3 separate regions of the Homo sapiens genome follow, and regions 2 and 3 are each linked to region 1. The links are chromatin loops, found by intact Hi-C in ENCODE. Cell type or tissue: MCF 10A. All regions are shown on one strand.

Region 1 (8,000 bases):
AGACCATCTGAGGATGGGCTAAGGATGCTTGTGATGGCAACAGAGACCTGTCTGGAGTGGCCACTGCCATGATGCCGGCTGTGGTGGGGGAGACGTGGCCAGAGCTGTTCACTCCATGGAGCCAGTGGGAGCTGGGAACAGGCGGGAGCCCCACCCCCTTCTGAGTTAGAGGGGTGGAGCCCCACCCTCACAGGCACAGATGCAGCCACCCAGCCATGGCTGCAGACCTGGGCATCCCTGTGCTCTTGGGGACTGGTGTACTAGTCCGTTTTCATGCTGCTGATAAAGACATACCTGAGACTGGGTAATTTATACAGGAAAAAGGGTTTAATGGACTTATGGTTCCACGTGGTTGAGGAGGCCTCACAATTATAGCAGAAGGCAAGGAGGAGCAAGTCACATCTTACATGAATGGTAGCAGGCAAAGAGAGCTTGTTCAGGGAAACTTCCATTTTTAAAACCATCAGATCTTGTGAGACTCATTCACTATCAAGAGAACAGTGCAGGGAAGACCTGTCCCCATAATTCAATTACTTCCCACAGTGTTCCTCCCATGACATGTGGGAATTGTGGGAGTTACCATTCAAGATAAGATTTGGGTGGCGACACAGGCAAACCATATCAGCTGGGAAGCTCCCCTCCCTCCACAGGCTCAGAAGTGCCTTCTCCAACTGCCTGGCCTCTCCCCACTCCCAGTATCCAGTCTGATTTTGCAGCAAAGTTGAGGTCAAGCCCAGATGCTGTCACGATTCACCTGGGTGTGTGTGTGCTTGAGGCAGCACTGACACACCAGCCTCCTGCTGCCTCAGCCCCCTCTGGGCTTTAGGCACTGATGACCACAGGAGGGAGGCCAAGGAGTGGGGCTGAGGGCAGCTCTGTGTGGGCCTGCAGGTTCCCCTTGGCGTAAACAGTCTGGGTGCCATGGGCACTATGGATGACAGGTCGATGACAGCAGGAGGCAGACAGGCTTCTGGGTGGAAAGGGGTGGGTCACTGGTGAGGCCTTACCTTCAAGCCAGGGATGACCTGAGGCCAGGCTGTCAGTTCCACAGACCACAGTGAGAACTAATGTTGCTTTTCCTTGGCCTGGCCATGGCCGCCCACGGACCAATCAGCAGGCACTTCCTCCCCTCTGAAGCCCATAAAAACCCCGGACTCAGCCAGATTCGGGCAGATGAAGGCATGACCTGCCTGTGGATAGGAGCTACCCATTCTGGGTTTCCTCTCCACTGAGGGCTGCACAGATGTCAGGATGACTTGCCTGTGGATAGGGGCTACCCACTCCAGGTCTCTTCTCCACTGAGGGCTGCACAGACATTGGGGTGACCTGTCTGTGGAGGGGAGCTACCCACTGCAGGTCTCCTCTCCACTGAGGGCTGCATAGACATTTAGATGACCTGCCTGTGGAAAGGAGCTACCCATTTTGGGTCTCCTGAGAACTGTTCTGCCACTCAATGAAGCTCCTCTCTGCCTTGCTCACCCTCCAGTTGTCTGTGTACCTCATTCTTCCTGGAGACGAGACAAAAACTTGAGACCCACTGAATAACAGCACTAAAAGAGCTGTAACACAAACAGGGCTGAAACATGCACCTCCGCTCACAACGGTGCAGATGACGAGAAGAAGAGAAGAGCTGCTTCCCTTTTGGGAGCCCAGACCCAGGGGCTCTCAGAGCCAGGGCTGTGACACCCTCTTTGGGATTCTGCAGTTCCTGGCATCTCCAAGCTTCAGGACACCACCACGTTTCCCTTGTCCAGATGGGAGTGCCCACAGCAGAAGCTGTGTGCAGTACATCTTGTCCAGCCACAGCCTGGCATGGAGCTGGCACCTGTGTTGGCACCTGGAGCTGCCTGACCCACTGCAACAGCCAGCATGCCTAGCTGCATGCAGTGGCTGGACCCCATGCTCGCTCACCTACACACCCCTTGCCACTCCGCACCTGACTTGCACTTGGCGAGTATGAGATCTGGGCTGGTAGTGCAAGCCAAGCACAACCTGCCAGGCCAAGTGGGTGAAATGAGCCCAGCAGGTGCAAGAAATACCCAGGCAGAAGGCGTCACTGGCCAGAGAGGTTTCTGGCTGGTGAAGCAACACTCCAAGGATTCCATGACACTTGAATAGGTGGATGACCAATGAATGTTGAAAAATGAGTGTTAGGCATACATTACAGATACTGCAAACACTTTTACATATGTGTGTGTATTCATTATATTACAGTATGACCCTCCAAAGTGACAAGTGTCCATATGTCCATATTACAGAAGAGAAACTGCGCAAAAAATCGCAAAACTGGCAGCCATGGAATTTTTAACTTTTTTCATGTATATTTTTAGAAACAGGGTCTTGCTTTGTCACCCAGGCTGTAGTGCAGCGGTGCAATCCTAGCTCACTGCAGGCTTGAACTCCTGGCCTCAAGTAATCCTCCCACCTTGGCCTCCCAAAGTGCTAGATTACAGGTATGTGCCACTGCATCCAGCCCAGACTTGGAGTTTTAAATGTAGGTTTGTCAAGCTTCAAGGACTATGTTCTCTGCCTCACTGTGAGACCAGAGGGTGGGGGAGATCTTGCCCAGGGAAGGAAGACTTGGAGAAGTATGAGGGTAAGAATGTGAGTGAGGCTTTGGCCCCTGGTACTCACAGGAGTGAGTTCTGCTCTGACCTTTTACTCTTCTTCTTTCACTCAACTCATTCAGACCTACTCCTGGTCCAGTTACAGTCTATTGAGCAATTTTCCTTGGTCACTTAATACTGTTCCTTACATTATTGTTGTAATTGTTGTCATCATTATTGTTCCCTCATATGCACAGCTTTCTCTTTTTTTTCCCTCTAGATCCACCCTCTCTTCAGGAATATCCAATAGCAGTCATCAATTGAATTAACTGAAATCCTGGATTGGGATCCACTTACATTTTAATGTACTGTCAGTCCAATGGCTGTTGCAGGACAGCTGAGAACCTTATATTATAAATAAACCAACTAACACATAAAATACATCCGGTACAGAATTCACATTTCCTTCAGTAAAACATATAACTTAACTCTTCCACGTGAATCTCTGATGTGTCACACAATATAGAGGCTGAGGGTGTGGCATCTGAGTCACACTGAAGAATGTGCCTTTCCTAGCCTCATTTTCCACATTTTAAAATGTAGCTAAAATACCTAATAATGCCCTTTGATAAATAACAGAGTCAATATCCATAAAGTTTTTAGAATATGGTCGGGTACCTAGTAAACAGTCAGTGCATATTAGCTAATTTTTGTGTAAAGTGAGACTGTTGTTGTTTTTCTTGTGAAATCAGATACTCTCTTGAGGAAACCCAAGTTGGGCAAGAAGTGCACGTTTTTATGAGACATCATGGAAACGTCAGGAAATCCAGAGAAAGGAAACCAGAAACAACCTAGCACCCAAGGAACTAGAAATGAAGCCGTATCTTTGCAGAATCACAATGTTTCGGTTTTCACTCTCCCAGACATGTGACTGACTCCATTTCTGAAGTTCCCAATTTCAAACTGCTGGCAAGAAATTGGACTGGCCCAGCTCCTGCATTCACAGCAAATCCCACAGGCCATAAACATCTTAGCAGCCTGTACATGTATCCATTATCTAATCCTATTCCAAGCTTCTCGTCACCTCATTCAGAAGTGAATGTAGCTTCTGAATAGGGGCTTTGACAGGGGTCATTCTAGAAAAGTTCTAGGTAGAGTCATTACCTTGAAATACATCTAGTGCAAGCTGCCAAGCATGAAATTTATAGCACCTCCACTTTCTGTTCTGCCATCATTTCTTTGATGGTAGAGCATTTTATACAGTGCCTCAGAGTAAATAAGGAGGAAGGAGGAAAAGCCGTCTTTCCTCTGAGATATATTGGTTGGTTTAGATGTCATATCTCAAGACAGCAACCAGTTTATTGCATTTGCTACTCCTCCAATTCATTTATAGTCCTAATGCGACTTACATTTGCCTTGTGACATGATGCTGGAGGCACTTCAAAGACAGTCTGTGCAAAGGAAGGAGGCAGGAATAGGGGAGAAACAGGGATGAGCCCCTCTGGAGAAGGGTCCTATCATCCTTATTCACCCAGGAAGAGACATGATCCCTTTGCAAAAAGGATGCTTTCAATTCTGGAAGGGAAACTCCACACATATTCATTACTTTCCCTGTTTGAATTACAGGAGCATAAATTGGGGAAACATAAGGAAGCATTTCTGCAGTTTTATGGAACATCGTATGAAGTTACATATTTTTTCCCTTCGAGTAAAATAGTTTTGGGTATCCCTTGTCTGGGCAGTGATATCTTGAGTGACTCATTTTAATTACAAAACACCTTACTTTTTTTTTTTTTTTTTTGAGACAGGGTCTCACTCTGTTGCCCAAGCTGGAGTGCAGTGGCACCATCATGGCTTACTGCAGCCTGAAACTCCTAGGCTCAACTGATCCTTCTTCCTCAGCCTCCCAAGTAGTTGGAATTACAGGTATGCACCACCAAGACCAGCTATATAATTTGTTTTATTTTTTGCAGAGACAAGGTCTTGCTGTGTTGCTGGTCTCAAACTCCTGGGCTCAAGCGATCCTTCCACCTTGGCCTCCAAAAGTGCTGGGATTACAGGGGTGAGCCACCATGCCTTTTATGTATGTCACCTTTCACCCAGCTGATCCATATGGGTTCTGTAGACACCAGAGGTGCAACAAAGAAACAGCTCCAATGTTTAATTTCTGAGAAATATTTTAGCCCCCTTCTTAAAACCTTACAATGCTAGTCTCTTGAACCACAGCTCTCATTTTCAGCCCTCATAATTAACACATACAAAGGCATACTCACATACACAGACACATAAACACACACAAATTCAGACACACACACATAGACACAAGAACATTAAAGAAACTGCAATTGCTAAACTGTAGAATAATATTTCACCCTGTCTTCCTCATCTCCCCTACCACCTTCTGCCTAGAATTTCTTCCCTACATTACCCACCCACTAAACACTAATACCCTCAAGTATCATAGGTTTTTCTCAGTTGTTAATTGAGAAAACTGTCACTCCCTCATGGATATAGTATAAGAATAAAATGATGTAATGTAAGCAAGACTGATGACATACTAGAATGTAAATAAGCCATTACAATAGATATTGGCTTAACACTGGCAGCCTTTACTACCTGCAGTGTTAAGCCAACATCTATTCTGCATTTCTTTCACAATTATAGAACTTTTTTATTTGCGCATGCAGCTAGTCTGCTAAAGACTACATTTCCCAGCCTCCTCTGTGGCTTGGTCGTGTGACTACATTTTAGCCAATGAGATATTTTATTTTGTATATCTTATTTTATTTTTTAGAAACAGAGTTTTGCTCTGTTGCCTAACACTCAGTGCAGTGGTGTGATTATAGGTCACTGAAGCCTCAAACTCCTATGCTCAAGTGATCCTCCCACCTCAGGCTCCTGAGTAGCTAGGACCATGGACACGTGCCACCAACCTGGCTAACTTTTGAATATTTTCGTAGGGACAGAGTCTTACTCTGTTGCCCATGCTGGTAACCAATTAGATGTTTTAAAAAGTTGAAATCATCTCATTTCCCAATTAGGACTTCCCTGAAAGAGCAGAAGAGAATTGGTCACATGGAGCAAGAACACTGGGGAGGTCATGGTGATGTTTTAGGTCAGAATAGGGCTAGGGTGAGGTAGTACATTGTTCAGCAAATATTTGCCTCTGTTTCTGGGGTAGGCAGAATTTTCACCATCATGACTTTCACTTCCTGGTGCTGCTCCTGTGGTTTAAGTAGGTTACATAGCAAAAGGGATTTTGCAGATGTAATTAAGGTTACTAATCAGTTGAATGTATCTTCCAAGTTATAATAACTTAAGTTGAATAACTTAAGCTGAATTAGTTGAACTTATCTTCTGACTGAATAAGATTACTCAAGCTCACTTAATAAGCTTCCTACTCAATTGGAGATTATCCTGGATTACCTGGTGGATTCAGTGTAATAACATGAGCTCTTAGAAGTAAGAAAAAGACAGAGGATACTATCAGAGAGATTTGAAGTGTGAGAAGGACTTGACCTTCCATTGCTGTTTTAAAGATGGAATAACCTGGTTGGGTGTGGTGGCTAATGCTTGTAATCCCAGCACTTTGGGAGGCTGAGGATTGCTTGAGCCCAAGAGTTTGAGACCAGCCTGGGCAACATGGAGAAACCCCATTTCTACAAAAAATGCAAAAGAAAAAAAAATCAGCCTGGTGTGGTGGTGAACACCTGTAGTCCCAGCTACTCGGGAGGCTGAGGTGGGAGGATCACCTGAGCCTGGGGAGGACAAGGCTGCAGTGAGCCGTGGTCACACCACTGGACTCCAGCCTGGGTGACAGAGTGAGATCCTGTCCCAAAAAAAATAAAAAAATTAAGATGGAGGAACCCATGTGGACAGTGTGAGAAGTAAAATAATTCTGCCAATAATCATTGATCTTGGCAGAGAACCTTCAGCTCCAGGTGAGACCAGAAGTCCTAGATGATACATAAATTTCATTCTGGTAAGAACTGGAGCAGAGATCCCAGTTAAGCTCCTCTGCATTTCTGGCTTACGGAACTGAGATAATAAATGGGTATTGTTTTAGACTGCTAAGTTTGTGGCAATTCATTACACAGCAATAAAAATCTAAGTAGTACAGTCTCCCTCAAGCTCCATGAGAGTATACTTCACTGACACATGGTCTGACCAAATAAATGTAGACAGAAATGACACTTACAGGCTTAAATCTGAAAAGGAGCTTGTGTTTCTTCTTGCCCTCTGGGTGCTCTGTCCTCTGCCTCCAAGCTTGGCCCTGAATGTAACACATGGAGTAAAGCCACAATAGATGACTCCCAGAAAAAAATGAGTATGAGAAGAAATATGTATTTTTATGCATTGAGTTAGAGGCTACCTTATTATGTAGCATTATTGTGGAAATAGCTGACTGACACATGGACATGTTCAAGCCAAAGCCTGCGGGACCTCAGCCAGAGTTGATATACTCCTTTGAAGGTCTATGCCCGTGGTCCTCCTGTCCACAGTATTCAACAGAAGAAAGCACTAGCATCAAAGAGGTTAAGACCAAAGACCACCAATAACTGCCTCCAAATCAAGAAACGACAACAGAATGAAAATAAACCCATGCAAGTAAAGGTTAGTTCTGAAACACATCCATCGAACTCCATATATTCAGAAATACTTTTAAAACTAAATACTAATGTGTGTAAATGCTTACATAAATTAATCACATGACATATGACTAAGAAATTTGACTGCATTTTGAGTCACCAAAATGATCAAGTTCTTTCATTTAAGAATCTATATAGAGTTGAGTTCCTCTGTCACATGTCTGGTGGTTCAGTAAGTCAATAACAACCAGTTATTTAATTCATGATGCCAGCATCAATAAGTTAGCTCACATTCATTCTAATTCACCTTGGAAAATTTACACCTTCTTCAGAACATCAAGCCTTGTGAAAACTGTTTGCAAAATGCCAAACAGCTCAGACAATAAGGGAATAATTAACCAATCAATTTGAATGACGCATAAGAGCAAACACACACAAATTATTTTGTCCTTTTTAAGGCTTTACTTATAAAGCTAAAGTTTATTTATCACTGACAAACCACCAAGTATCTGATGTCTTGGATAACTGAAAGCTATGTTATATATCTTTTGGAATATGTAATTTTAATTAGGCCAAGGCCCTATTCCTGTGATTATCCTCATAGATGGGTTAAAGTTATTTTAAGCCTGTACTATCTGCAAAAAAAAAAAAAAAAATCAGATTTTGCCTTGTGGCTCCAGTATATTTATTCCTAGAACTAGCTATGTCTGCATTTTCATTTTTTTATTGTTAAAAATCTATCTTTCCAAATATACCAATGTATCACTTGAGGTCTAGAACCTGTGGAAAGCCTGGAATCTGCGAACACAGGAAATTCCATCAGCTATTTTGTTTATTTCAGGGTAGCCTAAAGAAAGATAAGACA
Region 2 (8,000 bases), 210 kb after region 1:
GCCCGGCCAGTCTTACACATTTTAAATGCTTATTTCAGGCCAGAGATTGTCATCCGGGAGGATGATTTTACCTACCAGGAGACATTTGGCAACATCTGGAGATATTGTGGGTTGCTGCATCCTACCACGCACTGGATAGCCCCTACAGCAAGGAATCACCCAGCCCCACGTACCAACAGTGCCTCCGTGGGGAATCGCTGGATAGACAAATTCATTGTGAAAGAGAACGTCCCAGTCTCTATCTCTAAACTAAAAATCTCCCAGTCTTGGAACCGCCAAGAGGAACCCGGGACCCTAAGCCATCTCTGTTCCATCCCCCTGGGCTTTCTCCCAGACCTCACAGTTGAAGGTGCTTCTCCTAATTAGCCCTGTGCCAAGTCTCTGCCCTGCACTTCCTTCTCATAATAAGCATTTAATTATTATTGACATTGGTACTTGCAGTATTTATACTGCTTGTTTTCCTTCACAGAAAACACCTGAGGTGAGACTGGACTTCTGCTTCATCATTGCCACATCCTCTGTTACCTGTGTCCCTGGGGCACTGGGGAAGTGCTTGTTGACTCAGTGGCCAAGTTTGACAGGGGTTAATTTCCAACCAAGGCTCGAATTTTAAGGAGAAGACAAGATGGAAACAAAACAATGGTGACAGAACCTGGTCTAGAAAGCATGGCTTAGGACTTTTGGCCATAAACTCTTAATGCTTATTTTATTCAAGCTTTTAAGGGATGCTCAACATCTACTATTTAGGTTTTTAATGCAAAGAGGAGTCATTATTATCTTTTTTTCATGCACTGAAAGCTTTTAGATTTCTGTCTCCTGATATCAGCTGTGATGTGATAATCTCATTATAAATGAATATGGGGCAATTTCTCAGTTGGCAAATAGTAATGTCACTATAGATACCAACTCACAGGGTACTCAGTAAAGCATTGTCATGTGTTCCTTGAGACAAAGAGTACCTACAGTAAATGACACGAAATGGAGCAAACTTTCTGTAAAATAATTTTAACACTTTTAGTGATATTATTTTCAGTGAAAATTATTTCTAACATTCCTCCAACTCAATCTGCTCGGGTTGGCACAGAAGACAAAACTGATGTGTACATGAAATATGTTGATACTCTGATAAGAAGTAAAGTAAGCATGAACTGGACATCTTAATTCATTATAATTGCTCATAAGATAACAGAGAGTTTACTTGAAAGAGATCAAAGGAATTTCTTAGCATCTCTCTTTGGGGAAAAAATCATCCATTTGGTTGGTTCATAATTACTAGATTATGTACAGCATGCATTGCAAAAGTTAAATTGTTTTTGGATGTTCATTTTCTGCAATTAATATAAATTTTCAGAAAACACTAACTGATCTCTGAACTACATACCCATTCTTCAGTTAACCTAGTTCTTTTATAGAGATGATCTTACATACACAAGTATACTGTAAAAAGTGCAGTAATAAACACCACATCTTAAAACCAACATAGCCTGTTAAGAAACATTTGGCTTCAGCCGGATGCAGTGGCTCATGCATGTAATCCCAACACTTTGGGAGGCCTAGGCAGGCAGACCACTTGAGGTCAGGAGTTCGAGACCAGCCTGGCCAACATGGCAAAACCCCATCTCTACTAAAAATACAAAAAAAAAAAAAAAATTAGCCAGGCATAGTGGCACATGCCTGTAATCCTAGCTACTCGGGAGGCTGAGGCAGAAGAATTGCTGGAACCCAGGAGGTGGAGGTTGTGGTAAGCTGAGATCGCACCACTGCACTCTAGCCTGGGAGACAGGTCGAGACTCCATCTCAAAAAAAAGAAAAAACAAAAAGAAACATTTGACTTCATGCATGGTCCTGAGGATAAACTGAGAGATCTACGTGTATGCCCCTCTAGAAGTAGGCATGTATGTTCTTTTTCCACTCTTTAGGATACGTATTTCCACTCTTTAGGATACATACATATTAACATTACAGATATTGAATCTGTATATTTAAAATGAAAAAGAGTGAAACAACTGTTAATTCCTTCTCAAATTCATCCTTTAGAAAAGCAGTAAGTTGAAAGCTTAAAATCATGCCAATCTTTCAGGGAATGCATTGGATGGCAAAGACATCTCCCGCATAGACATCGTATCTAACTCAGAAGCAGTGGGTGCAGTATTTTCATATATGAGGTTAATTGATTTAATTTCTCTTTTGTGTAAACTATAGCACAAAATCCACCACTTCCTTTGCTCATTTCCTTTTAGGATTCTTTCCTCTAAACTCCAGTATTCTTTATACCAAGCTTGTGTTTTCAAACTACCACTCTAATCCACAAAGACAAACTATTTGGCAATTACTTTCTTCTCCTTATAGACAGCCTTGTTTCAGGGCAAATGAGCAAATGAAAACATATTAGATAAATTGTTGTAGGTGGTTTTACAGATATTTTCTTTAATGTAACACTACAGATAAAAAATGTATAAACTTTGATCAGTCCCACAGAAGAGAATTTAAAACTCCGCCTCCCAGAGCAAAGACTTGGCTCTTCTACTTATTCAATTAACTCTTAACATGCTGCTCTTGGGCTATTCCAGGAAGGGAAATAAATAGAAACCTTTAGACTTCCTTTGAAGCAGTGCAACTAAAGTAAATATTCCCCGTAAGCAATTTTCTGTCATCACGTATCCCAACATCTTAGCAGCAGAGAAGAAAAAATAATAATCATATTAAAAATGTAACTCACCAGTTCTTACAAGGCTTTCAGAGAGGGCTCTTTACTGGAAGACTCAAGACACTTTGTACGTCTCCTTCAAGGATCTCAAACAGCTTTTCATACCATCACATTGGACAAGTATCCCAGCCGAACGCTCATCGTGTGTGAATAATCATTTGACAGCCTGGGCAGTTATATTGGAGCATCATTGGCAATAAAGTCATCACTGAGTAATCAGCGAATCTATCATAAAAAAGTTATTTAACTGCATGTATTTCTCCACCTGGCCTTCCTCTCCCCCAGTGCCCCACACATTTTTAACATCACTCAGAGGGAAGCTGGACTTCCTTCACCAACTCATCACTTTGGAGGAGCTTTGGGTGCCAGCCCTGAATACTTAACTGCAATTCTTATTCACCTATTGACTCCCTAACCTGGAAAACAATCAGGAGTTCACTGAGAGCACTTCCTGTAGGCACTGAATTTTGCATTGCATGGTGCGCAGCAAGGAAAGGGAGCATGTGTTGAGGAAGAAGAGGGAGGCTATATAATGGTGGGGTGGGACAGACAAACAGTGATGATTATTTTTTCGATGAACAACATAGGACGTGGTTTTAGGATGAGAAGAGCAAGGGTTTTGTTTTTAATGATCTGTGGAGAGCCTGATGTGCCTAAGCCTTGCCAGCCTGTTTGTTACGTGAGTTACACATACAACACAGTGCCAAGAGCCCCAAGGAATTCATTCTCTGTGTCAATACCACAGGGTTGGGCAATGAGCAGGGCTACCACTCAGCAGGGAGGTGTCCCATCAACGCTGATGAAACAGCAGGCAGTCTTCTGACCACACACCTTGGGGGAAAATCACACCCCAGGAAAAATAACCTCCAGTGTTTCTCTTTTATTAGTTTCCTCGTGTTGTTTGTTTTTACAGCATTTAGGGAAAAAGGAAAGGGAGAAAGAAAAAAAAAAGCCTAATCTGAGTCTTTGCTTCTATAAATAAAAAATTGCTTATTTCTAATTATTTTGTGTGCCTCTGGCTCTCAGTAGGCACTCAAATAATATATAAAGTAGCAGTGTTAGCCCATTTTCTAGTCTTAATAATAACTAAGGATTTGGGCATGCTGAAACCTGAAAAGTATTTTAACATGAATAAATACGACTCGGATTTTACCAAAAGGCCATGTTTTGTCTCCCAGGGTCTCTGTAAAACTTACTCATTGCAGAAATGTCTTATACCAGCTAGTGGTCAAAATTCCAGCACATCACATGATGTTTCTGGTCACTGAATGCTTTCAAGATCAAAGTTAAATGTCGAATGAAAGGCTAAATCTCTGCAGCTTTAATTCCAGAGTAAGACTTCCCTTTCTCCCCACCCTACCCCCAGCTAAGGCATGCTTTTCATGGTCCTGAAACAGAGGGCACACACGGGGAAGCTTCTGGCTTTCTCAATTGTCATCCTCCCTCATTCCCCCTGCTGTGGTTACTGATCCCTCCACCTGGAGAGTAGCAGGAAAGGAAGGCGAAAAGGAGCAGAAGGTTTGTTCTTCTCTCACTGGTCCTGTCATGTGAAGATTTCAGGCAAAGCTGAAGGGCATTTTCTTAAGTTCTTGGAAGCCAGGACAGCTGGATCACCCCCATTTGCAACTCCTGAGATGCGGGCGATGTTGTCTCTTCCTCCAACTGGTTTTCAAGTGGCGCCTCTCTGCTGGAGTTTCCTCCTCATCCCAGCAGATTTTGTGGGGCAAAAGTCCAAATCATTAAGGTTATCTGGTTATGCATATTTGTTTGAGGGACTCTGGAAGTGCAACCTAAATCAACTCCCCCTAGTCCTCGAGATCAGAAGTCTCTAGAGCAGATCAGGCAGGGATCAGGTGCCACCCACCTAGGTCCCCCAAGAGATGCACAATCAAATATCAACCTCTCTGAGGAGTGTCGCTGAAGCCTCAACATTGGACTGAGGCTAAGAGAGATGCATGCCATGTCATTTGTTTTTATTTCATTTAGGAAACAAGAAAAAAGAAAGCCTAACTCCACTGGGGAGGAGGCAGGGCTATAATGCCACAGAAACCTCTTCATAAGCCCCCACTTCTCTCCTTGCTGTGAGGCCAGAGATCCATAGGGTTCCTGGTTATCTACATGGAAAATTCCTACAGAATGCCATTTTTTTCCATCTCATTTCATGATGCTGTCAAATGAGTATCCTGTTACAATAAATATTTCCCAGAATAATTTGTCTTGATATGTGGATGGAGGACTTTGGAGTCAGACAGACATGGCATTCTGATTCCAGCACCCACTAGCTGTATGACCTCCAAAAAGTGCTTAATCACTTGGGGCACCAGCTTTCTCACCAGTAAGGCAGGCAGAAGCATACATCTCAGGCCCCTCTAATCAATAACCCTTTATTGATTAGATATAATGTCCCAGGGCATGGTGCCTGGCCAAAAGAAATGGATGATCCTTTTTGGCAATTTTGAGAAGACAGAAGTGAAAAGATTTTACTTTACGAGCTATGAAAATTACTGTGCTTTAAGATCATGAAAAGCACAGACTTTGGTATATGAATCCACGTAGATGCTTAATGAAATTGTTCAGAGTTGAACCTACCTGATGTTTGACATTCCTATAACTGTGCCAACCATCAGTGGCATTGCACAGGAACCCTCAAGCTAACACTGGGCATGTCTTCATACTTGGGCCTCTACCCAGAAAGAACCCATAAGAGAGACTGTTGGTGGGAAATCCTGGAGTCCCACAGAAGAAGGGCACATGCAATCAGAGATGAGCAAGGGAACACTTACTCTCAAAGACTCGACAGGCAGCAGTCACATGAGCAAAGATCGAGGCTTGATAATTAGGGCCCTGAATCAAGGAACAAGCATCTCAATGCAAATTGGGCAAGTGGGATGAGAGCAACACGGTGCTCACAGAAGGGTTCTCCTCTTAGCCATGCAGAAGGAAGAGACCTGGAGCCCCAGAATCCAGCTTATAGTCTCCCTATTGCATCATCCACTACTGCACAAGACAAATAGCAGTGAGCTCTGTATACATTCAGTGGGCTCAAATATTCTCCTCCAAGCCATTTGCCAGCTTCATAAAGTCTAGAAACATTAAAACACCAAAAGTGCTCTCAAATCTCTGGTTTGGGGACCCCCTCCTTGTCTATTAAAGTAAAGGGTATGGCACAGGAAAGGGCAAAAACATGTGGAAAACCCCAGAATTCCTCCTATGTGTGTTACATGGAACATGGTTGGGGGCAGATCAAAGAAGGAACACAAAAAATCATGAATAGTTTCTAGGTATTTTTGCATATTTGTGGTTTTTAATTATCATTCGCTTCCCATTTTGCAGGAGCAGATTTAATCACAGCCACTGCATTTCCATGTTTCAAGTTATAGCTTTATTATTAAACCAAAACCCAAGTCCTAGTAAACTACCTTTCTTTAACTGGCATCCTAGTTTACACCAGGAGGAAGGAGTCATGGAAATTTATTGCCTCTAAGATTCTTTCAGAGTGGTTTAAATGGCCCTAGGAAATTGACTTGAAATAGATGCTTCCAAATGTTATTGTTTACGCACTAATACAACAGCAGCCAATAAACATATTCAATTGAAATGTGCCCACAAGAGAAGAAAATACATGTGTTGTACCTGTTTGACCCACCTACTTCACTTAGCCTATTAAACAACTCTCAAACCTGTGCAATTATATATAAATATATATACACACATATATTATATATAAAGACCTTTCACCTGAAGATTGTTAAAACCACACATACATCCAAAGAGAAGCAAGAGCCAGCCAAAAATAAAAAAACCCACACATGCATGCATCTATATGTGTGTATATATGTAATAAATTTAAATCATATATACAATAACTCCTCACTTAACAATGTCAATAGATTCTCAGAATTTTTTTTTTTTTTGAGATAGGTTCTCACTATGACACCCAGGCTGGAGTGCAGTGGCATGATCAGAGCTCACTGCAGCCTCGACCTCCCAGGCTTAAGCAATCCTCCCATCTCAGTCCCCCCAAGTAGCTGGGACAACAGGTGCATGCCATCACACCCAGCTAATTTTTGTATTTTTTTTGTAGAGATGGGGTTTCACCATGTTGCCCAGGCTGGTCTTGAACTCCTGAGCTCAAGCATTCCACCTGCCTCAGCCTCCCAAAGCGCTGAGATTATAGGCGTGAGCCTCCATACCTGGCTGATTCTCGGAAATTGCAACTTTAAGAGGAACGATATATAGCAGGTTATTTCATTCAACATCATTTTGTTATAAAGTTGATGAGAAAAAAATTGGTTTTGTTATATGTGGCTTTGCTTAAAGTCACAGTTTCCAAAAACCTACCAACAAGTGAGAACCTACTGTAATCACCTTTCTTCTTAACTTTCTTAAAGCCATGCAGTTGCATTGTTTGTAATATAATATTTAACATATACATTTGTGAATATATACAAACTAAATATATTTAAGTTATATATAAAGGCATTTCCTCAAGTTTATAAAAATCATGCACACCAATATATTATTTATATAGATTATATAACATATGCATGGTATACATATATACATATAAACATAATCTGTTCCCTTTAAGATTCTTAAAATCTTAACTATTTGAGGTACCTAAGATTCTCATTCTCTGAATTTTACTCTGTAAATTTAGTCTGCTTTTCCAATGTGTTTGGTGTCACGCTGACTTGGCAAAATCCCACAGCCTTACTGAATGATTGCTTCAAGAAAGTTGGTGGTGAGGCAGAATGTAAGTCAGAATGGACCCTATGCTGAACAGTAGTCTGGTATTTCTAAAGTGTGTTTGAAGGAGATATTATGTTCTTTTTAAAGAGCATATGTGATGGTCCCTGTTGAGTAAGTTTGGGAACTGTTGTGTTAAAAAAAAAAATGGGAAGACCATCGTTGACCACAGAAATGGGAGAGTTTCAAGTGAACACATGGCTGTGAATTGAGGAGGCAAGGACTCATTCAGCACATTTTCCAGGCTTATGTGATCATGGGGAAGCTGAAGGGAGAGGCTGTGCAACCAGCTTTCTGTTCCCTCCAGATGTTAGCTTGCACCAAGCAGCACAGGAGTTGGGTGCAAGTAAAATAAAGGAGAAAAATTTCAATCCTAGAAATGACTGGTTGGACCACGTTATCGCTGACATGCCATACTGACATCATAATTGAAGAAAACAAATGTTCCTTGTTTATTTTTTGAAGCTTCCTTTTCCTTATTTTTTTTTGCTGGTGTTTTCTAGAATACTTTTTTTCCCTTTATTTGCACATTCACTCCTGTGTT
Region 3 (8,000 bases), 74 kb before region 1:
TGAATCACCATTGTTCTTATAGATAGGCTCTCTGATGTTAAAATTAGAAGGGTTTTTGTTTAAGAATTGCTTAAGACTTTTTTCAGATCTTAAATTCCAGCAAAACAGCTGACACCAACCAGTTTGAAGACACCCCCGCCCCACGCACGCACAGAGAAATGGGATCAGCATGAGAACATGGCTTCTTCATCTCCCTGATCCATGACTTCACCCTACACTCTTCCACCCGTCAATGATTTCCACACTTCCACCCACTCCAAAACCCTTATAAACCCTGGACCCAAACTCCTCGGAGAGAGGGATTTGAGGTTTCCTCTAGTCTCCTCATTTGGTAGCTCTATGATTAAACCTCTTTCTCTGCTGCAACCTGTTGTTTCCACATATTAACCTAATACATGAAAAGATGGGAGAGGATCAGCAGATGCCCTTTTACTCACTGAAACTGAAGACAGTCTCACAAGATCACACTTGATCATTCTAGGACTACAAAAAATGAGGATGTTAAACTTCAACTCTCTGAGCCTGGGCGTAAATATCTGGCTAGACCTCCCTTAAGGGCTCATATCTCCTGACTTGTGATGTTGGACTTGTGTGACAGTCACTGGAACACAAAGAGGAAGCTATGTTTTTGTGTCTCATTTGGGCAGTGAGTAGTTCTGTTTTACTCATTGGTGCCAGGCTGGGTATGCCTGGAAGGTGGAGGGAAGGAGATCCAGCCACCAAAACACCCAAGATGTTAGGCGATCCAACCACCAAGACACCCAAGGTATTAGGAGATCCAGCCACCAAAATATCTCATGACGTTAAGGTGTAGTGAGGTGTCTCCTTTGGAAGCAGAAAAGATAGGCTCATGAGTGTTGTTGTGGAAATTTAATTAAAAAATAAAATAAAATTTTCTCCCAATCCAGAAAACCTCTTCACAAAGGAAGAAGGGGAAGAAAACAATTTCATTATTGAATATGCATTAAATCAAAATGTAATGGATATCATATTCCACAATCTCTTAGAAATTGTGAAGATAGAAAGAAATCTCACTCTGTAGAACCAAGCAAATATAACCCCCTTACATATACATTCCGAAGATAAACAATAACTAGTCCTCAAGTAAGAGGACTTGACAACATTGTTTATTACACATAGTTCACCATCAGTTCACCCCATAAATGGGGTGACCATCGTGTTAGTTAATTTGTTTTGTACAAAGCAAAAATAAAGTCTGCTTACTTTTATGACACAGGTGGTTTTGCAACCAGGATCCAGGCCCTTCTGAAGTTAGGCTCCTACCTTCCTACAGAGACTGAGAGCGGGAGGTGATAACTCCCTTGATGTTTACATTTCAAAGGGATGGCTCCCAGGTCCTTAAGGAAGACACTGCTAGTTCCTAATGCTGGAAAGAGTCTTCTTGAGCTTTCAAAATGATTTACATATATTTCAAAGAGACCAGGAAAAAAGTTACAAGTTTTCTAAAGGAAATGTTCCAAATAAAAATGTAAGGGCAATTTGGGCCTGCCCTCTTAGGTCCGGTGGTCCTGGTAAGTCAACATGTATCTTACAAGGGCAGCAGTCTACTGCTGTTGCTCAAAATGCCTTCACGTTTTCCAAAGTGAATTCACTTGTGCTAAGTACTAAGACTATTTCTCAAATTTTAATTGGGTAAGAGGAAAAGAAAATATTTCTTTTAACTCTACCAACCTACATTGATGTCCTTTCCCTAAAAATCAGCCCACGCTTTGGCTCAGTAACTTGTCCCTTCTGGTGAGATGGACTGAAGCTAAGGGGATAGGATAGATGAGCAATATTTTTGTCTACCCCTTCTCCAAGCCTTTGAGAGAACCTTAAAAGAGATACATCTAACGTAGCCTGTAAGAAACATACCTCGTATGTCATAATGTTGGGATGCTACATGGATATCAATTTAGGAATTGATTTCAGAATTATTTGATAAAGGAGGAACAGGGGGAATCAAAACTTACGATTTCACTTATGATTTGATGAGCACATCATTTATACCTTTCTCGCTACCCAACATGTTATTCTCCAAACTCAGGTCCCAATAACTAACGATTTTTGCAAAAGTGGTTTTACTTACTGCCCTGTTCATGGATAGCATATGCAGTGGCCCATGAGCACAGACTTCTGGTAAACCCACAGTGCATAGGAGATCAGCGAGATTCAGAAAGAGGACAATGTAAGCATGGGACACCTACAAGTGAGTAAGCTAACAGCCAAGCGAGGCCATGCTTTCCCTTGAAACCACAACTTCCTTCAAATTCAGAAAGAAGGCACAGGCGTTCTGAGAAACATGCAAAACGAAAAAATCCTGGGTTACCCTGCATGAGCCAACTCCTTAGGATGAAAAATGATGACAGAGAATAAAAGACTAAGAAGGGAAGCCTGTAATTCCTTTTCCATTAAGTCCTTCCTTACCAGTAACTAATCATAGTGAGGTACAATGTGCACATAGAAAGAAGCAAAATAAAAACAGTTGATTTAGTTTTGTGTAGTGTTTCCACTGTTCTGGTAAGAACAAAATACATATGCATGTATGCACCATGAAACATAAATTAGGTAATTTCGGTGATTCTGTCCACAAGTTAAATGCTCTTCTATTTGCATTTAAAGCTGGTATTACGTCATATAAAGACGAATGGTAATACTCATGCTAATAATTTAAAATTTTAATTTTCCTTTTCTCAGAACAACATTAAATAGCAAATACAAAACACCATGACAAGCCAAGTGAGAGACTGCAGAAGAGAGGTAAATGCTTTATACTTATTTTTCCTTTAATGGCACTTTGGGCTGTTTTTTTGAAAAAGGGGCACTACGTTTTCATTTTATACTGGGCCCCAGAAATTAGATAGTCAACCTCATTACAATATGTACACTTTACATCCTCCACCCAAGTTTCTAGAATAATCTAGATATTATAAACCAAATTCTGCCATTCTATTCACTGGTAGCTTTTATTCACTTTGATACTCAAAAAACATCTTATACTCAAACATCCTGCAATTATGTGTGCTTTTTGGAACATTTTAGAATAAATCACTTTAACGTAAAAAGATGAGCTGACAGTCTTGCTTGGAGTAGGTCAGTTTTGTGGGAAAGCACATATCTCTTAGAACATTAATGGCCTCTATCCCTCTTCCCCATTATATAACTAGCATGCTTACTTGATGGAGTACTTGACATTTGCTATCTTCTTGCTAGGGCTTGCTGAAGATCAGCAGTTCTTAAATTTGGCTGCATGTTAAAATCACATGGGGAGTATTTTTAAAAAAAAAAAAAAAAAAAGAAAGAAAAATACCAGTCCCCAGGCTTCATCTCAGACAATGCACCTCAGACTCTATGGGAGTCTAAAATGTAACCAGGGTCAAGATTCACTCCCTAGCTATATGACAGTGCTTCTCAACTTTGCCTGAGCAAAAGAATGTCATGAAAGTCTCGGTGAAATTCTAGACTCCTTGGCTCCTCCCCCACCAAGTCAATGAGTCGTAAAGGTAGGAATTCGGTACATTTCGCAAGCACTCCAGGTTATTCTTATGATCAGGGTCATTTAGGGAGCATGACTCTAAGATGAGTTGAGAAGGAAGAGAGAAGAAAAATGATTAATAAAGCTGCCAGTGATAAAAGGCTCTGAGAATCAAGCTGTTCTCTGGTCTTCCCTCTCTAATCATACTAGCCCACCTGCATTACTTATCTATATGTGTGTAACAAATTACCATGAACTTAGTGGTTTAAACCAGCCCACATTTATTATCTCATGGTTTCTGTGGATCAGGAATCTGGGTATGGCTTGTGTAGATTTTCTGCTTCAGGGTCTCACAAGACTGCCACCAGCAATCAAAGTGTTAGCCAGTGCTGTGGTCTTATCTGTGGCTCAACCGGAGAAGGATCCACTTCCAAGCTTGCAACATTTTTGGCAGAATTCAATTCCTTGTGAAGTGAAGGACTGAAGGCCTCAGTTTCCTGCTGGCTGTTGGCCAAAGATGGCCCTCCCTTCCTTGCCATGTGGGCCTCTGAAATATGGTAGCTGATTTCTCCAGTGCCAGTGAGGGAGAGAAGCACCCAGCAATATGAAAGTTACAACCTTATGTAACACAATCACAAAGGAAGCATCACATCTCTTCTGCTATATTCCGCTGGTTAGAAGCAAGTCTCAGGTCCTGCCTATGCTCAAGAGAAGGGAATTAGGGTCTGCCTGTCACAACTCTACACAGCAGAGTACTATAGCCACAGCAACTGTCCATAAATTCTAAAGCCATAACACATGGGTTCATATATCTGGCATCCCAGCTTACCAACATTCACCTTCAACGGGCTCCTTAGCTTCATGGATCCTTAGTTTTCACATCTGTACAATGGGGATAAAATAGGATATACCTTATAGTGTCACCGTCATAGGCATTTGAATGATTACATGCAATGAGCTTGGCAAACTGGTCTACACATACTATGTAAAAATAAAAGCAAGTCTTGTAACTATTTTTATATGACACATGGTTAAACCATATTCAAGGCGCATTTGTCCAGGGTTAGTGAACCAAAATCAACGTTTTGCACACCAGTTCTATTGGAAAGTGGCAGAGCAAAGGGCAGCTTCTGTGACTCTCTTAAATGCGTGGGTATAGATACCTGGTGCATAATAAATGGCATTGTGCTTTTCTCCTGTCTTTGCTATTGGCACTCAAAATGGATTCATTTATACATTCAGGGAACATAGATTGTATAAGGCACTGTCCCATGATGACCAGGCAACCCTGCCTCCAAAGCTCTGCAATGTACTCATTTTGTGAGTACCGTAGTATAACTGCAGTAAAAGGAATAACGTAATAAGTTGTGTAAGAGACTGACAATCAAAATGCTATGGCAGTTTATAGCAAAGAGAATCACTTTGGGCTGTGGAGATAAAAGAAAATTCCATGTAGAAGGCATCTATGGACACAGCAGTAAATAAAATATATTGCTATTAGAAAGTATATTAAAAAGCCAGTCATTCAAATATCGATGGGTAAGTGCATTATTATTTTGCTCCAAGGAGTAAATTCTGCTTGTTCTGCAAAATGATATTGGGCTCTTTATGGTATTGCTCAGGGCTGGGACCTAATACCCACTGTAGTCATTCCACAGAGGTGGGATGGACCCCTCCCTCCAAACACGCACACATCCAAACTTTGCTTTAGAGGTCAAGACTGATGACATTACATGCATAAAGAATGTATGAGAAGGCTTATGACACAGTGGGGCTTTCTGGGAAGAGCAAGGAAGACTCCCAAGCTAGTACAAAGATGGCTTCAGTCACAGAGAAAGGAGATGACTCAGCTTTCATGGTGGTTAAGGTGTGAGGTTGCAGGGAGCCTTCTTGAACACAGGCTGTGGCTTGCATAGTTTCACTCCCTCAACCTCCAGGCATTCTTATTACTTACCTGGCTGTGGTGACAGAAGGGGAAGGGGAGTTGTGGGTTTGAATGCTGTTTGCGGTAAAACATCCAAAATGGATTCAGAATATTTATTGCAGTTTTTTCTTTATGCACGTGAAGTAACTGAATCACAAGGATTTATTTGTATGCCCTGGGTCACATGCCAACGCAAGAAGCCCAGAAACAAACCAAAGAAACAGGCTTCTCTCGGCCTTCCTGGGCTCCAGGTTAAGCTTGTGTGTGCTTTCTATTCAGAGTAGAAAAAGAGAATAACAAAGAGTTTTCCCTTTCATGTGACCTCTTGAAATACATTTTCAAGGATGGAAGACAATGGACTCTACCTATCATATCACGGAAGAGGATGGGTGAAGAGACTTAGAAGTTCAAGGATAAGGGCTCAGTCAGTTACAAGGCGTATATTATCATTCCCCTTGTTTGTGATAATACCCTCCAATTAAACTCAAAGATTTCATGCCAAGATTCTTTTTTAAAATGACAATTTTATGCCAGGGTTATGAATTACACATCTCCAGAGGAGACAGTTCAAGGTTTTCTATTATTAATATTACAGCATTACTATTAAATAAACAATGATCAGTATCATCCCCTCCTCTTCAGAGGGCTGGTTTTCTCACCAGACTGTGGGACATAACAGAAGTTTTCAGAGATGAGGGTCCTCCCCTGGTCCTCATAGAAGTAAATAAAAGTCAGAGACAACAGACAAGGACTTCACTATCTGGAGTGTCTCTTACCACAAGTTAGCAATGTGTGTGTGTGTGTGTGTGTGTGTGTGTGTGTGTGTGTGTGTGTGTGACAAGGTCCTGTTCTGTTGCCCAGGCTGGAGTGCAGTGGCATGATCTCAGCTCACTGCAACCTCTGCCTCCTGGGTTCAAGCAATTCTCAGGCCTCAGCCTTCTGAGTAGCTGGGACTACAGGCACGTGTCATCATGCCCGGCTATTTTTGTCATTTTAGTAGAGACGGAGTTTCATAATGTTGGCCAGGCTGGTCTCAAACTCCTGACCTCAAGTGATCTGCCCACCTCAGCCTCCCAAAGTGCTAGAATTATAGGCGTGAGACGCCATGCCCAGCCACAAGTTAGCAACATATTTTAATAGGAGATGAAATAACTTCAAGGCTCATTCTCAAAATCCATTCATCTTTTCTCAGTAACCAAATCCAGTTAGCCGACATAAGTTGTTAGAGACATCACATAACAGATGCTCTCTCTTGTAATAAAATCTCCTTTAAACATTTTGAAACGACTCTTTGAGTAAACCCCACAGGAAAAAAATAATACCAGGAAATGCTTCCACTGTCTGAGAAATCATTTTATGTACTTGTTTCTTGCTGGCTGATAAGTACGTGTGAAGTTCCATAGGCATGTATTCTGTGCTGGGCACTGGGTGAGCACCACGAAACACATCAATGAATGGCCAGAAACACAGGTAAATGCAGGGTGCTTGGAGGCATGTTAAGGTAAAGAAATGTGCACCATGCTAACTTGAGCAGAAGCAAAACTCAGACCAAATCAGGGATGAAATTCAATTCATGCTTCAATATCTAGTCCAAAGAACTTTTTTGAATTCAAGACTTCTTCAGTGTTTTCTTATTCAGTCTATGGCTGAAAGAGATGGCTCAACTTTTATGGTGGTTAGGGCATGAGTCCTACTTGAGATGATTATAAATAATGCTGCCAAAAACACTGTTTTCCATGCTGATGGTGAACAAATGCACAGATTTTTAGGATTGGAAATGTTGGCCCATAAAATATGAATACATTCTACAATACTTAAATACTGCCCAACAGTTCTCCAAAATGACCAATTTGTATTTTCACCCAACATGTATGAAATTTCCAATCATTCCACATCTTCATCAAGATTTGATGTTTGCCTTCTTCATTTTAGCAAATTCTGAAGGTTGTGTAGTGGCATCACATGGTTGTTTCAATTTGCATATCTCTGATTGCTGATAGGTTTGAGAAGCTTTGAATATGTTCATTGGTTTTCTAGTCACTTTTTAAAGGGCCTATTCCATCCCATCTTTCTATTGGGTTTTCTACAATTTTTATATTGACTTATGGGAGTTCTTCATATATTCAGTCAGTCAGTCTTTCATTGGACATATGTTGCACTTCTTCCAACTCTCTAATTGGCTGCATCACTTCTTTAATGGTGTGTATTGATGAACAGAAGTTACGCATATTTGTATTTTTGATTTTGGTATAATTTACCTTTCCCCAGTGACTGTGCCTTCCATCCGTGACCACTGAAAAGCACATATTTCAGTAATAGTCTTTATTAAATGCATCCATTGTAGTTTTCAACAAACTACATCCTGTGTACTTGTTTATGTATTTAAATCATCATACACAGAACACGAACTGCACCACAGCATGGCTGTCTTCATCATAGTAGGAGTTTAATAACTCCTGATAGCTATTTTTTTAGATGTGAAGATTTAAGCAGCACTCAATAGGTTTACTGTAAAAAAAAAAATCAGCAGGCAGTTTGCACTAAAGTCATATGATAATTTCATATCAAATGAATATCCTCAAGCTATTAGAGGCAGTTTTT

What was found. A loop is a pair of places that touch in the nucleus more often than their neighbours do. Peaks named below come from ENCODE experiments on the same cell type or tissue, not always from the same donor. Only the 100,000 strongest peaks of a DNase experiment are listed, where the experiment ranks them.
Region 2: a loop joins it to region 1, with 3 times the contacts of the local background. A loop is called at or near these places in 2 of 110 quality-filtered maps.
Region 3: a loop joins it to region 1, with 5 times the contacts of the local background. A loop is called at or near these places in 3 of 110 quality-filtered maps.

Annotation. Positions count from the first base shown.
Region 1 is chrX:7,368,393-7,376,392 of GRCh38, reverse strand. No RefSeq gene overlaps it. Among named protein-coding and RNA genes, the nearest start is that of PUDP, 220 kb to the right of the region's middle. RefSeq lists an enhancer at 2,371-3,570. In MCF 10A, no CTCF peak of the experiment used is centred here; DNase peaks (open chromatin) are centred at 3,072 and 3,332.
Region 2 is chrX:7,154,773-7,162,772 of GRCh38, reverse strand. The region is part of intron 1 of STS (steroid sulfatase); the gene reads right to left. Among named protein-coding and RNA genes, the nearest start is that of PUDP, 11 kb to the right of the region's middle. In MCF 10A, no CTCF peak of the experiment used is centred here; a DNase peak (open chromatin) is centred at 3,452.
Region 3 is chrX:7,442,533-7,450,532 of GRCh38, reverse strand. No RefSeq gene overlaps it. Among named protein-coding and RNA genes, the nearest start is that of PUDP, 300 kb to the right of the region's middle. RefSeq lists an enhancer at 1,060-1,603. In MCF 10A, no CTCF peak of the experiment used is centred here; DNase peaks (open chromatin) are centred at 3,502 and 5,322.